Regions from separate parts of the Homo sapiens genome. Here region 1 is linked to region 2. The links are chromatin contacts, found by Hi-C or POLR2A ChIA-PET in ENCODE. All regions are on one chromosome and are shown on one strand. Each heading gives the region's core, a stretch centred on a gene start or an enhancer-like site at or near the end of the contact. The rest is flanking DNA. Distances are from core to core; before and after follow the strand shown.

Evidence for each region. A loop is a pair of places that touch in the nucleus more often than their neighbours do. ChIA-PET counts read pairs that join two places held with the same protein, here RNA polymerase II (POLR2A). Pooled maps may share reads with other maps.
Region 1: a loop to region 2 is called in a pooled map, with 5 times the contacts of the local background. The contact joins the enhancer-like site here to the promoter of USP14 in region 2. A Hi-C loop is called at or near these places in 1 of 37 single-sample maps with no recorded cell type and 6 of 50 pooled maps. POLR2A ChIA-PET finds 5 or more read pairs at or near these places in 2 of 52 experiments (HepG2 and OCI-LY7).

What each region holds. Positions count from the first base shown.
Region 1 is chr18:828,750-831,767 of GRCh38, forward strand. No RefSeq gene overlaps it. Among named protein-coding and RNA genes, the nearest start is that of YES1, 18 kb to the left of the region's middle. RefSeq lists an enhancer at 1,575-2,141. Within about 2 kb of position 1,707, at least 7 of the 41 ENCODE cell types and tissues checked have a DNase peak (open chromatin) inside an H3K27ac peak, as active enhancers do.
Region 2 is chr18:156,600-159,820 of GRCh38, forward strand. USP14 (ubiquitin specific peptidase 14) reads left to right here and starts at 1,958. Exons shown (of 16, transcript NM_005151.4): 1 at 1,958-2,115. The coding sequence starts at 2,100. LOC105371951 (a long non-coding RNA gene) reads left to right here. Exons shown (of 4, transcript XR_935081.2): 4 at 1,544-1,570. RefSeq lists silencers at 1,630-1,899, 2,170-2,349.

The sequences.
Region 1 (3,018 bases), core at 457-2,956, 670 kb after region 2:
CGACAGAGCGAGACTCCGTCTCAAAAAAAAAAAAAAAAAAAAAAAAAGAATATTTAGTATTGTTGTCTCTGAGAAAAACATAAGTTATGTATCTAAATTCTGTAGCCCTATAAGAAAATCTGTGTGTGTGTGTATATATATATTATATATATATATATATTTTTTTTTTTTTTGAGACGAAGTCTGGCTCTGTTGCCCAGGCTGGAATGCAATGGCGTGATCTAGGCTCACCGCAACCTCCACCTCCCGGCTTCAAGCGATTCTCCTGTCTCAGACTCCCGAGTAGCTGGTATTACAGGCATGCACCACCACGCCTGACTAATTTGGTGTTTTTAGTAGAGATGGGGTTTCTCCATGTTGATCAGGCTGATCTCGAACTCCTGATCCCAGGTGATCCACCCGCCTCAGCCTCCCAAAGTGCTGGGATTACAGACATCAGCCACCACGCCTGGCCGAAAATCTGTATATTTTTAATATACAAAGTTTAAGAACAACTAAGTTTTATTTATGCAAAAATGTTTATTTGATTTGAAATGAAACTTTGGAGAAGTTATAATAGCAGAAGTCAAATGTCTTCTTTTCCTTTGTGTTTCTTAATTATGTTGCCTTTTTAACCTTTCATTCTAAAATAGTTTCTATGAACAACTAAACAAGACATGATGGTTGACTCAATCAATAAAATATACAGTATGTTTGCATCATGACATATTTAGATTTCAGTGGCACAAATATAATATTACGTTATGCCAAATAATACTTTATATTTTTCAAATTATTTTATTATCACATTTGATCCGTATAACAATCTTAAAAGATGAATAGGTAGATGTCACTACCCCCATTTTACAGGCGAGGAAACTGAGGAATGAGAAATGCAAACCAGTATGCCAGTCACCAAGTGTCAGATTAATTACTGAGCTAGAGGCCAAACGAGGTGGCTCAAGCCTGTACTTGCAGCACTTTGGGAGGCCGAGGCAGGCGGACTGCTTGAGCTCAAGAGTTTGAGACCAGCTTGGGCAAGAAAAAGAATTAGCAGGGTGTGGTGGTACATGACTGTAGTCCCAGCTGCTTGGGAGGCTGAGGTGAGAGGCTCGCGTGAGCCCGAGAGGTTGAAGCTGCAGTGAGCTGTGATTCTACCACTGCACTCCAGCCTGGGTGACAGAGCAAGACCCTGTCTCAAGGTGATGAAATGATTAGAATTATCCCAAATCTACTATCCCGAATGGTATAGTTATTTTGTATCATTGTATAATTTTCTCCTGCTACTCATTCCTTCAGGTTCTAAGGGAGAGTAAGTTCTAGTTGGTTTCCAAAAGCCCCAACTTAAATGGCTTCCTGGCAATTTTGATCTTAAAGATTGTCTTTTTTTAAGCTGGCCAGAGCAGCTGGCATAAAGAGAGAAAAAAAAGATTATGTCTTTTCTTCTTCTCTCTCTCTCTCTCTCCTCTAGTACCTAGAACACATGCAGAAGGTGCTTAGTATACTCGTGAGCAATGAATACATAAATAAAATGAGTTTAGAAGAGACCTGGGAAAGTCTGGGTAGTGGAATGGGAATACTCTTCTTTGTTAGAAGATAATAGATACCTCAGCACTGGGACATCAGCAGTGATAATCCTGCGTCACAGTTGGTGAGAAGCAGCGGGAAATCAGGGGGAAAGGAGGTAGAGGCAGGCACAGTGGCAGCCCAAGGAAATGAAGGCAAACTGTGGTCATGAGACCAAAGACAAGGGGAGCTGGGGAAGGGAATGATGTCATCAGAACAACAATAGAGGAAGATGGTTTTGGCAGCAGCTTTTGAATAGACTTTGAAGAAAAAAATCAGAGAGAGGGGAAAAAGGAAACGGGAAACGGAAGTCTGTTGAGAACTCAGCATGACATTTGGAGTGGGTGGAGAGCTTCCTGTATAGCTTGATGTTTGGAACATCTGGTCACCTCTTACAATAACAAAACCTTAGAAATTTCAAGCTTTCTCAAGTGGCCAGCTTAGAATGAGTGTGAATTCCATGGCCAAACCGTCATTGCCAGAAGACAGGAATATCTAAAGAAAGAAAAATTCAGACAGAAACTGACTCTTAACACTGAGAACACCCCCACTAGTTTTTTGATGTAAGTAGTCCTATTTGTCAATGTATCTATGCTTTATTTTTGGAATACAGTATTGGCTTGGTATTAAATTTAAAGTGTTAAGTCTACTTTAATTCAATTATCTCAAAGGGCTAAGGTTAATCAACAGATTTACAAAGAAAGCAATTGTTTTCAAAGCTTATGATTTTCACTACCCATTTTTCTGGTGTATTAATTTTTGCTAGAGTCCATACCTTGTTTCATTTGCAATATTGGCTGAAATTTTCCACAACTCAATTGTGCCCTCTAGTGTTTATTAGCATTTAGTGACGGCCACTTTGGATGTTTGTTTGTTTGTTTGTTTGAGACACAGTCTCGCTCTGTTGCCCAGGCTGGAGTGCAGTAGCATGATCTCGGCTCACTGCAACCCCCATCTCTCAGGTTCAAGCGATTCTCCTGCCTCAGCCTCCCAAGTAGGTGGGATTACAGGTGCCCGCCACCATGCCCAGCTAATTTTTGTATTTTTAGTAGAGATGGGGTTTCACTGTGTTGGTCAGGCTGGTCTCGAACTCCTGACCTCGTGATCTGCCTGCCTCAGCCTCTCAAAGTGCTGGGATTACAGGCATAAGCCACTGCGCCCAGCCCAATCCCAGGTCTTCAGACAAGGTAAACTCATTGTCAACCAGAAAATGTTTAAATTCACCTATAGCCTGGAAGCCCCAGCTTTGAGCTGTCCCACCTTTCTGGACCAATCCCATGTATTTATTAAATGTATTTGATTGATGTCTCATGCCCCTCTAAAATGTATAAAACCAAGCTGCACCCCGACCACCTTGGGCACATGTTCTCAGGACCTCCTGAGGGCTGTCTCATGGGCCATGGTCACTCATATTTGGCTCAGAATAAAACTCTTCACATATTTTAGAAAGTTTGACTCTTTCTGTCGACAATA
Region 2 (3,221 bases), core at 708-3,207:
CATAATCTTATTTAGTCCTTATAACAATCCTGAGATGTATCTCCATTTTACATGCACAGCTTGAACACATTGCTAGTTTAGTTCCAGACCACTGCAATATTGCTGATATTGTAATAAAATGAGTCACACAAAGTTTTTGTTTTCCCAGTGCATATAAAAGTTATGTTTCTACTATACTGTAGTCTATTTAGTGTCAAGGCTGGGTGCAGTGGCTTATGCCTGTAATCCCAGCACTTTGGGAGGCCTAGGTGGGCAGATTGCTTGAGACCAGGAGTTCAACACCAGCCAGGGCAACATGGCGAAATCCCGTCTTTACAAAACATACAAAAAAAATTAGCCGTGTGTGGTCCCAGTTACTCAGGAGGCTGAGGTGAGAGGATAGCTTGAGCTGGGAGGTTGAGGCTGCAGTGAGCCGTAATTGCGTCACTGCACTCCAGCCTGGGTGACAGAGTGAGACCCTGTCTCAAAACAAACAAACAAAACTTTACTGCTAAAAAATGCTAAGGATCATCTGAGCTATCAGTGAATCATCATCTTTTTGCTGGCAGAGGGCTTGCCTTAATGTTGATGGCTGCTGACTGATCAGAGCGGTGGATGCTAAAGTTTGGGGTAGCTGTGGCAATTTCTTAAAATAAGACAATAATGAAATCTGCCACGTCGATTGACTCTTCCTTTCATGAAAGTTTTCCCTGTGACATGCAGTGCTGTTCAGCATTTTACCCACAGAAGAACTTTCAAATTTGAATTTCTTTCAAAATTAGAGTCAATCCTGTCAAATTCTGCTGCTGTTTTATCAACAGTTCCATAGTTTATGATATTCTAAATCCTTTGTTGTCATTCAACAGTGTTCACAGCGTCTTCACCAGGAGTAGTTTCCATCTCAAGAAACCACTTTCTTTGCTTATCCATAAGAAGCGACTCCTTGCCCATTAAAGCTTTGTCTTGAGATTGCAGCAATTCAGTCACATCTGTGGGCTCCACTTCTAATTCTAGTTCTCTTGCTATTGCCACCACACCTGCAGTTGTGTCCTGAACTCAAGCCTTGAACCCTTGTGGGAAAAGACTTGTTGCCAGAGCAGTCAGAATACACAAAACATTGGAGTTAGCTGTTTTACACGGGGGTGGTTAGTGGCACCCCAAAACAACTAAAATAGTAATCATAGATCACTGGAACAGATATAATAGTATTTAAAAAGTTCAAAATATTGTGAGAATTACCAAAATGTGACACAGAGACACGAAGTGAGCACATGCTGTTAGAAAAACAGAACTGATGGACTTACTAACCCAGGGTTGCCACAAACCTTCAATTTATATATATATATATATAAATATATATAAATATATAAATATATATAAATATATAAAAATATATAAATATATAAAAATATATAAATATATATATATAGAACGCAATAAAATGAGGTGTGGGTGAAAAGAAAACTGAGGTTTGCAGACATCATACAGCTAGCTAGTAACAGCTGGGTTTCAAAACACCTCTGACTTTACAACCACTAATTTTATTTATTTTATTTTGAGGCAGGGTCTCGCTCTGTCGCCCAGGCTGGAGTGCGGTGGCACGATCACAGCTCACTGCAGCCTCGACCTCCTGGGCTCAAGCGATTCTCCCGCCTCAGCCTCAGACAGCAGGTGGGATACCAAGTTCCCACTTCATCTGCCGCAGGGCTGGGCCGCGCCAGGACCACGTGGCCAGTGCGCGCAGGGCGATGGGCGGCAGTGCGCAGGCGCGCACCTGCTGCGGTGGATGGGGCCCCGCGCCCGTCCCTCACTTGCTCCCTCCTTCCTTCCCGCCACCCCTCCACCGCCTTCCCCCTCCTCCCTCCTCTCGCCACCTCTAGGCCCCGCCCCGGTCCTGCCGCCCAGTCTCCTCGCTGCAGTCGCTCCGGAGCTGCACGGGTGTTTTGCGTGTTGCTGCGTCATCGCCAGTGGCCGGTTTGAATGAGACTCGTCGCACCGAAGCCGCCGCCACCACCGCGCCTCCGCCTCGGCCGCCGCCGCAGCTGCTCCTGGTCCCCGTCCCTTTGCCGCCCTCGTCAGGCCCAGCTCTCCTGCGCCGCCGCCTCCCGCCGCGCCCCGCCATGCCGCTCTACTCCGGTGAGCCCTGTCCTGGCCTCGCGCGCAGCACACCGGACCGGCGCTAGGCCTCCGCGTAGGCCTGGCCTGCACGGGCGGGCACCCGGCATGGACTGGGAGGGGCCGGGGTGGGGTGCGCGGGGCCGGCGGCGCGGAGATGACCCAGGCACCGTCCCCTCTCCCGGCTGGGTCGGAGCCCTGCGTGGCAGGGGAGCGCCGTCCCCCTGAGCCACCGATGGGTGGGGGGAGTGGAGATGGGGAAGCCTCTCAAAGTCGTGACTCTGCAGAATAGTTTCTGACGCTGCCCTGGTGTGCGGTGAAAGTGAGGGTGTGTCCTGGGGCGCTGGGCCAGGCTGGAGGTGCAGGGAGATTCCTTTGGGCTTCTCAGTGGTCGCCGTGGAAGGGAGCGGGGAAGAAGGGGAGGGATGGAGCGACCCTTCTTGGGGTTGCCAAGCGGCGTTCGCCGCCCTTCGTCGTCCTTCGCCCTTCTCTTGCCCCTTGCCTTTGTTCGACCGCCCCTTTGGTACCAGTTTTAGTTTTGTCCCGAGGCAGATTGTAAACCTTTTTGCTTCGTTTTCGTTTCATCAAACGTTGCATTGGATTTCTGTATCCGAAACGTGGTGTGAGCTTTCAGAAGTAGATGAATACACATATCCCCGGGGTGTCATTTCTTGATTGGCGTTTGACAGGGGCTTGTATTGTTTGCTTGCTGACAGTCCAGGGTACTGGCCAGGGATCACTTTTACTTAGGGAATGGACCTTGCTGCTCCCTAGCCTTATTCAAAATGGCACCTAAAATATGTGTGGTGTCTCCAATTGGCTGTAGGTGTGTGATTCGTTGACCATCCCTGTTTATTCTGTTACAGTTCCTTTATTGAAGATTCAGCATTTACAAAGCATGATACGAATCAAGAGTATTGTTTGATCTCAAGGTGGATTCTTGATGGTCTAGAATCTTGAATCGAATTCTTAATGATTGCCCAACCCCTTTCTAAAGCCATAACAACAGTAGAATGGCTCTTGAAATATTCTAATACTTAAACACACCAGTAGATTCACACACATAAAACAAAACCCCTCTGTTTCCTCAAAATGCCAGCGCTGACCAGAGTTTCTTTTTTAAAATT